Regions from separate parts of the Homo sapiens genome. Here region 2 is linked to region 1. A link is a loop called in an ENCODE intact Hi-C map of the cell type or tissue named here. Cell type or tissue: IMR-90. All regions are shown on one strand. Region 1 overlaps KCNMA1 (potassium calcium-activated channel subfamily M alpha 1). Region 2 overlaps KCNMA1 (potassium calcium-activated channel subfamily M alpha 1).

Region 1 (4,000 bases):
CACACAAATCTGGGGAAGAGTGGTGGGATGCGGGAAGAAAGACTGGTCCCTGTACTCAAGGAGATTAGGATCCTTAGGGCTTTTACTTCCAACATTTACTGTTCCTCCTCCCGGGATGCCTGCCTTCCTCTTGTTTGGCTTGTGTTTGCAAATGAAGCAGACAAGTTCTAGAGAAGTTAAATGATTTGTCCTAAGTCATGTAATCATTGACTAGGGAAGGGAAACTAGACCCGGAGCTCCAGCTTCACGGGTGCCCTTTCTCCTGTGTCATGCAGCCGCTTCTGTGTGTTGGCTAGTCTGCCCAGTAGACTCTGCTCCTTGGGGCTCTGGTTGTGTCTGACCTTGTTGAATCCCCTGCATGTGTAGTATGACCTTGTTGGGGTGTCTCAACACTGGGCATGTTAGCAACACTGAGGGATGAAAGCACTGTCATGCCCTGGATGGTCAGCCCTGGTTTGTTGAATGCACGAGTGTTCATATGTCAGAAATACATATGCATTCACTCTACAAATATTTTCAAACATTTATTATGTTCCCAGCATAATAGTAGAGCTTCTACTATTGCAGGGGAGAAAGTCTTCAATAAAAGTTATAGAATAATTAATTACAGATGGTAGAGGAGCTAAGGAAGAGAGTGATTTCAGGTTGCCAAGAGAACATACTCAGAGAGGCATGATAGCTTTTGGGGACCCTGTCAGTATCATCAGGATAGCCCGGACTCAGAAGTTAGTCTCTCATAGAGCCAATAGGAAGGTTTTGGCAAATCTGGATTTTTTCACTTGCATTCTGGTTTTGGTTCTGCTATTGACTATCAGGGTTACTTTGAAAAAACCATTTGCTTCTTTATGTCTTGCTTGCTTTATCTGTAAAATGAAGAGGTTGTAAAATTCTTCTGTAAATCATTTAATTACCACCCTCTTCCCCCATGGAAACAAACCTAGAAAATCCTAACTTTGCTTTAAAAATATTCAGTACATGGAATATTTTAGTGTTCATGTTTTCTCTTTTGAGTGGGGTTTGGCCATTGGCTGGTTCTTGGATAAAATTTGGAGGGAGGTATTCTCCAGGCTTAAATGAGTGAAAAAGTCTGGGAAAAAATAAACCAACCCTACCTCCTTCCCACCCAAGGAGTGTCCTTTGCATCTGGCATCGCTGTGTTTTCATTCGCTGGTCAGTCCCTCATCTGCTGCCAACCTCTTCCCTTCCTGGCTTGGTCAGAAGGTCCAGAGAGCCCACTGTACTGGCGGGGAGAATCTGTCCCTTTTGCGCACATCATTGGGAACTCAAAGTCATCTCGTGTTGGAGTCAAATGACGTGTTAGCACACGCCTGCTTGGGGGATCCTCCTGCAGTTGGCATATTGCGTGACACACGGGGGGATTCTCATCGTGCTGGAATGCATGGCCAGCCCCTTCTTTCTCCAAGCACAGTTCAGTGCATTTTCCCCCCAGTTGCTGCTTCTCGTAGGAGATTATTTCTGATTCGTATTGAGTTGTTACTGGAAAACACTTCAGAGAGATAATGAGCTGGGTAGTTTTCCTCTTCATTTTTCTTTGTTGTTGTTGAATTCATATGGGTAACTGGGCTCTCCACTTACACTTTATTGATTCCTGAATTTAGGGCATAGCTCTGTAATTGGCAATTTCCTCAGTGCCACGTGGGCAGAGAGAAGTACTGTGCCTGGGGCTGCTGACTCTGCAGGAAGCTGTAGGGGCACTTCCTTTTAGCCCTGGACTGACACAGCTGAGTGCCCGTGGGCAAGTCCCTTGTTGCCTCTTTCTTGGCTCTGGTTTTTCCTTGCTGTCTTGTGAGGGGTCAGACCAGATGACTTTGAGCACCAGCCCTTCCAGTTCTTGAATTTTCCAGGCTAGGTTGGAAGCCCTTTTCTTTGGTGGGTTTATGCATGAAGGGCCGGGTGTTTCTGTGTTCACGGATGACACTGCTGATCCCATGTGCTCTTGTCATTGTTTTCCTTGGAGGGCTGAGGGATGTGTGCTGAGTCACGCACATGCACAGCCGGAGTCCCTTGTGACTAAGCTGTGCATTTGCAGGAGCGCTGGCAGGGTCGGTGGTACAGCCTCTGAACTGGGACAGCTTGAACCCAGCGTTGCCTGGAGTGGGAATAAACCTTGACCTTGCTGGCGTGGGTGAGGGGCACCTGCCCAGGGAGCTAACTGGTCTGGACTCATACAGTGCTCTCCTTCTGTCCATTTCAGTATGCTGGCTGTCAGCTTTGTTTATGCATAGATGAATTACTCTCATTTCAGATTATCGTGGAAAATCTTGCTGTCAAGTTCTTAGGACAGGATTAAGTAGAATAGGTGATAAAGGTCATTGGCATTATTTACAATCTCTTGACTTTCATTCACCCCCATCTGCTGTAGACAAGCTGGATGCTTACAAGAGCGGCAAAGACTTGGGACTTAGAATCAGGCACACCCAAGTTTGAAGCCCCGCGTGGTGCTTTCTGGCTGCGTCACCTTGAACGCTTGCTTCCCCAAGTCTCGGTTTTTCTAAAATGGTAGGAAACAGCTTTGTTTGGCCTAAGAGGTTTGCTGGTGGAGACTAAGTGAGCTACTGCTGTGTTTTGCCACACCTCAATGCTGGTGGGATGCAAGATGCTTTGAGGAGGGACACAGACGAATTTCTTATTATAGTTGTGTATTTGAATACACTTGTGGAAAAATAGAACTAGTACATCAGAGCTCGTGATTTCACAGATATTATTGCCCAGGACAATGCTAATTTGAAAAAATCGAGACAATTTCAAGTTGATTTCAAGGATAATATGCACTGAATATTAGTGCAGGCAGGCAGGCGGGGCAGAAATCAGGAAGATGGGAGAGAATGACAGAATTTGGAGTACTACTGAGACCTACACTACAGGTCTCCTATAGAACATGTGGTGGGAGCAGAATAAATGCATCTTTCTCTTTGTGTCTGTCCTGGTACAAGGAATGTTTGGGGCATTGGTATAAGAAGCTCCCAGAGAAAAGGTGATGGTGACTTAGCTTTGTGCACTGCATCACCCTCACAGGCAACGCTGTCTGCTCTAGGCGTGACTTGCACTAAGTGAATGTGGACAAGATGGCCACTTTTTCTAGATCCTTCTGGGGAAGCTGTTAGTTGTAATAGTGTTAGAACCTAAGAGCTAGAAGAGACTTTGGAGATGATTTACTGCATTTTATGTTAGACTTAGACAATTTTTTTACAAAAGGGAAAAATTAAAAAGCCCCAGAGAGACCTGGACTTACTCAAAGCCACACAAGTAGTTGAGCACAGTGGCTGAGATGAATCATTTTGTGTCTTTCCCCAAGGATCTCTCTTTCCTTGTCCCTCTGTCTATCCTGGTCAATAGCATCATTGTTTGAAGTGAGTTTTTGGAACAGGACCCAGCTGCATTCGGTGGGTTAGTCCAGCACCACAAGGATCTGTCCTTTAGCATTGCCTGTGTCTCTGGCCTTCTCGTGTTAGTTAGAAGATTGAGGAGGCAACCATGTAGACACTGCTGGAGGAAGAGGAAACGAATTTAAAAGTCACAAGTTTTGGCCTCAGATGCCTGTGGTGTTGAACATTATTAGCTTTGTTGTCGGGGCATGCGCCTGACCTCCCGGAGTCTCAATTTCCTCCTCTATAAGGTGGCTTTTACCTCTGCAGGTTTGAATGAGGTAAGAGGTGGGGAGAGCCTAGTACTTGGCTCCCTTGAAGAAAGTAGCGGAGACTGAATCCAAGGCCAGGCTGTCCACTCCAAACTGGGATTAGGATGTCATGGTTCTTCAGCCCCTGACTTTCCTGACAAAGGCCCACGTGGGGGCTCTTGGTTGGCCTGGTCACTCTCTGCTTGGGGTGTCCTCATTCTTTTCCCTGGAGAGGTTCTGGGATCAGGGGTGAGAATGGGGTTAAGTTATCTAGGAATTGAGAGTCCCTTCTTCATAACTAATTTTTCTTTCCTATCTCATGACTTCTAGATAATAGTCTGTAGTTTTAACTCATTTGTTATT
Region 2 (4,000 bases), 56 kb before region 1:
AGTCAGAGAACACGGGAACAAGAAGGGCCGTCCATGTGCTTCTGATTCAGCCCCATCGTTTTAACTGAGACCTAGAAAACTAAGTACTTGTCCTACTCCAGTGCTGCCTCCCCAGTCATCCATGGCCAGACTAAATTACTCTATCTTTCCTTTGGGCTGCAAAGTCGTTTTATTTATAACACACCTCTCTTGTTTTATAAGTAGCCATGAAGGGGTTTGTTTTACCCACTAGATTAGGGATTGGTACATTACAGGTCGAATCCGGCCCACTGCATGTTTTGTAAATAAAGTTTTATTGGAACACAGATATGCTCATTTGTTCGTGTATTGTGCATGGCCACTTTTGTGCTATGTCAGAGGTGAGCATTTGCTACAGAGACTAACTGGCCTGCACAGTCTGAAGTATTCACTATCCGGTTCTTCACAGAAAATGTTTGCCAGCTCCTCCCCTGGGAGGTGAGCTCCCTGAGGGCAGGAACGGCACTCCGTTTATCTTGCTGCTTCTTGTTTCTTGCTGGTAGTAGGCACTCAATAAATGTATGTTGAATAGGCTTGAAATGCAGTGGATTGATTTGTCAAAGATGAGCGCCAGCCACATGGCTGTTCTGGCTTCCCCAGGTTTCCTCTTGCTGTTTGGCCACTTTGTGCTCCAGTTTTCTCTCTACAGAAAGAAGATAATATTATCTATCTTGCTGAGTTCGTTGATCTGTGGTGAGGGTAGAACAGGATATTAAAATATCTTACTAGAACCTTGGGCCCAGCTTCCGGTCTTCCTGATGGTTTCAATCCAGGCCTAGCACGGGACCTCTGTCTAAAATTCTCTGCTCTCATGGCCCTGCCATTCCTGAGGCACCCTTTGCCTCCAGGCTAAAGTAAACACCTGTCATTCATGATCCTCCTTACTTTGATATGATAAAATATCAGGGCCCAGACTGCAGTCCCACGGCCCTGGACTCCAGACCTACCTGTCTGTCTTGATCTCTCAATCCTCTAGGGCAGCCTTCTCCTACATCCAGAATTTTCTGCATTCTGTCCCCTACATGAATATTGCACTTGTTCTTGGGACCCTATCCCCCTCTCCCTCCTAACTTCCTACCTTGCCCCTTTCTGCCTTTCTGCTCTCAGCCTCCTGTCTGCCCTTGCAGGTCTCTTTTATGTCTGACCTTGCTGGAGTCCTTTGACCTCGGCCAACAGGAGTGACTGTCTCATTTGCCACTTAGGCACTGTCTTAGGTTTTAAATTTTTAATCTTTGTGGCTGCTTGTTAAAAATACAGGGACCCAGGCTTCATTCCCATGGAATTAGAATCTCCAAAGATGTGATCCAGGCCCCTTTGACTTTTAATAAGCTCCTAATGTGGTTGTGATTATGATCAAAGTTTGAGGAAGACTAACTTAAAATAGAGTGCTTTGCAGTATTATTTCTCTTTCTGTGGGACTCTGCTTATGTCTCCAAATAAACTATAAACATCTTGAAGGCAGATCTGGGCCTTATTTTCTTTTCAGAGTGGCACATATATCTGAAGACTGGGGCCGTGAGATGATCTGTCGGTGAGATAACTCCACCTGGGGCCCTGCATCTGATAGGCGCTCAGTAAGTGTTTGCTTGTTGATCAATAAAAGACATGAAAGCACCTGGGAAAGCAAAACAGCCTCTGCAAAGCAGGGCATTATTACTGGGAGCAGATCTGATGTGTACCTTCCACAGATTCCACTGAAGGTGTCCTCAGAGCACCGGACACTCAGGGGCCCGCAGCCCAGACACAGAAAGTCCACTCTGCTGAGAAATGCTCACCAAGCAGAATCCCTCACACTCTCTAGCTTTGTTTTCTTTGATCTCTCTGAGCTTAGGAGGAAAGGCTCCTGTTCCCTCCCTCTTGGCTTATCCCAATAATGCAAAGCCATAGAAGTGCAGGCTGCTGGGGAAAAGTTTGTTTGGACACTTAAGAATGTAGAAAAGGGTTTAGCTTGTATAAAGAGTTTTGCTTTCTCATTATAATGCTTGGAGAGAAGTGCAAATGTTTCATCTCCGCCTACTGAGTTATACTGCCTGTTTACATAAGCCTATATTCAGTGGCCTGAGAAAAGGCTTCTTGCCTTCTTCAGGGCGTGATGGTGCAATCTTGGTGTAGAGTTTCCAAGCAGAGATGATGCTACGGCCTCACGTGGTGGGAAGGCTGTGTGGCAGGAAGAATAAGTTCAAACTGTGCTTTGTTTAGAACTGTTGTGCAAAGTTGTTTCTTCCATCCAAGTATTAACTGGGCCAGACCCTGCTTAGCTGCCAAGATCAGACAAGATCAGGTGTGTCCAGGGTGGTATGGCCGCAGATACCAAGCTATTTCTAACACAAGGATGCTCTCCTTTTATTGAGCAGGGAGAAGACAGCACGTACAGACCAACCATCCTGGTTGTAAACTTGTGTCCTAGTCAGAGCTCTTTCTAGCTGGAGTAGAAAATTCTTAGGCTGTATGTAATGGAAAGAGAGTGGAGTCCAGCAATAAAAACAGATCAGGTAAAAATAGAGCTAGGAGTCAATAGTGAGGGCTGAGTTAGGAGAGTTCTCTGTACTTCCCTAGAGATTTCCAGCCATCTAAGCATACGTGTGAGTTCTTGCTTTGACAAATAAGTACTCCACTGGTATGCACATAGAAACTTCTTTCACCTGTGGGATCATTATTAACATGTTTTATGTGGAGGGAAAAATAAAGATTTTAGAACTTCTTTCTTCCCTCATGTTTTCACTCCATTAATATTAGGCTTAATTATTCAAATTTATTATATTAGAGTCTTATTGCTTAATTTAAAAAATTGAATGGATTATTAGCTTTTTAATAAACAGTGACATTTACTGTCTACTAATGAGGGCTCAAATCATGTAATTTATTGCTGCATCTCTATTTTGTTCATGAAATGAAACAGAAATTACTACCTACTTGAAACTGGACTTGTTTTCTGCGCTCCTATGAAACTGAACAGTGGAGGGTTGCTCGTGAAGGATCTGGGACATGTTTCATATGGAGCACAAGAAAAGGACGTCGAACATGCAACGGTCTGCATCCAGGTGCTAGAACCATTTTGTTTTTCCCTTCATCATCCCTAGAACCAAGAGTGTGGGTGGGAATAGCTCAGTAGAGTGACCATGTGATCCTGTGTTACAACTGAAGACAAAATCTGGCACAGAGTCTCTCCAGTGATGACTATGAAACTGACTGGTGCCCCATCAGATTCAGAAGTGGAGAGTGTTACATACTGATTTCAGAAAAATGTTAGATAAACATTGGGACCCTTTATTATATACCGGGAACAGAAAATGCATGTTGATAAAAGTTTGGGATGTTCCATTTCACTCTGATATAAAGTGTGCGTGGTCAGATTGGTTTCTATTTTTGATAAAAATGAGGTTCTGGAAAGCCATTCTGGCTCATGGGCTTATGAGAAAAAGGTTTTGGAAAGGAGTTTTGGAGTGCTCCCCTACAGAAATAGCACTGCTTTTTAATTGTTCTGTCGCTAGAGCCTTGGCCCCAAATAACAATGCATGAATCTCAGTATTTGTCTTCAAGGAGCTGTGGTCTGATAGGAGCATATAGTATACCTATATGGATGGGTATAACTGAAGGTGGTGAGGACCTGTTTTTAGATGCCTGAGAAATCCAAAAACAAGACAGGGAAGTTGTTCGTCTGGGAATCATGAAGCATGTAAACCTAATTAGGGGAGGTGGCATCTGATCTCATCCTTGCAGAATACATAATTTTTATACAAACAATGTTGAAGAGGTGATGAGAACAGAAAAGCTGGGTAAAGTGCAGAGCATGTTCAAGGAAGGGTTACAAACATTTCTTGAGGGCCTGCCATGTGCACAGGGCACCAATCTAGTGAAAGCAATCTGATAAGAGCTTGGTACAAAACCAAGTAATATAGCTTGTGCATTACCTTCACTCCTCTTACTCCAGTAATTTTTGAGTAAAATAAATGTTGTCTTTAATTATATTAATTCATACAAC

The links. A loop is a pair of places that touch in the nucleus more often than their neighbours do. Peaks named below come from ENCODE experiments on the same cell type or tissue, not always from the same donor. Only the 100,000 strongest peaks of a DNase experiment are listed, where the experiment ranks them.
Region 2: it touches region 1 in a loop (1.8-fold over the local background); 4 of 110 quality-filtered maps call a loop at or near these places.

The regions. Positions count from the first base shown.
Region 1 is chr10:77,529,594-77,533,593 of GRCh38, reverse strand. The region is part of intron 1 of KCNMA1 (potassium calcium-activated channel subfamily M alpha 1); the gene reads left to right. It overlaps LOC124902464 (a long non-coding RNA gene), which reads left to right. Exons shown (of 2, transcript XR_007062205.1): 2 at 1-4,000. Among named protein-coding and RNA genes, the nearest start is that of KCNMA1, 110 kb to the left of the region's middle. RefSeq lists enhancers at 1,562-2,061, 1,075-2,274, 2,062-2,563. In IMR-90, no CTCF peak of the experiment used is centred here; DNase peaks (open chromatin) are centred at 1,353 and 1,983; H3K27ac peaks cover 881 bases.
Region 2 is chr10:77,585,376-77,589,375 of GRCh38, reverse strand. The region is part of intron 1 of KCNMA1 (potassium calcium-activated channel subfamily M alpha 1); the gene reads left to right. It also overlaps the pseudogene RNA5SP321. Among named protein-coding and RNA genes, the nearest start is that of KCNMA1, 50 kb to the left of the region's middle. In IMR-90, a CTCF peak has its summit at 2,172; a DNase peak (open chromatin) is centred at 2,115; H3K27ac peaks cover 1,492 bases.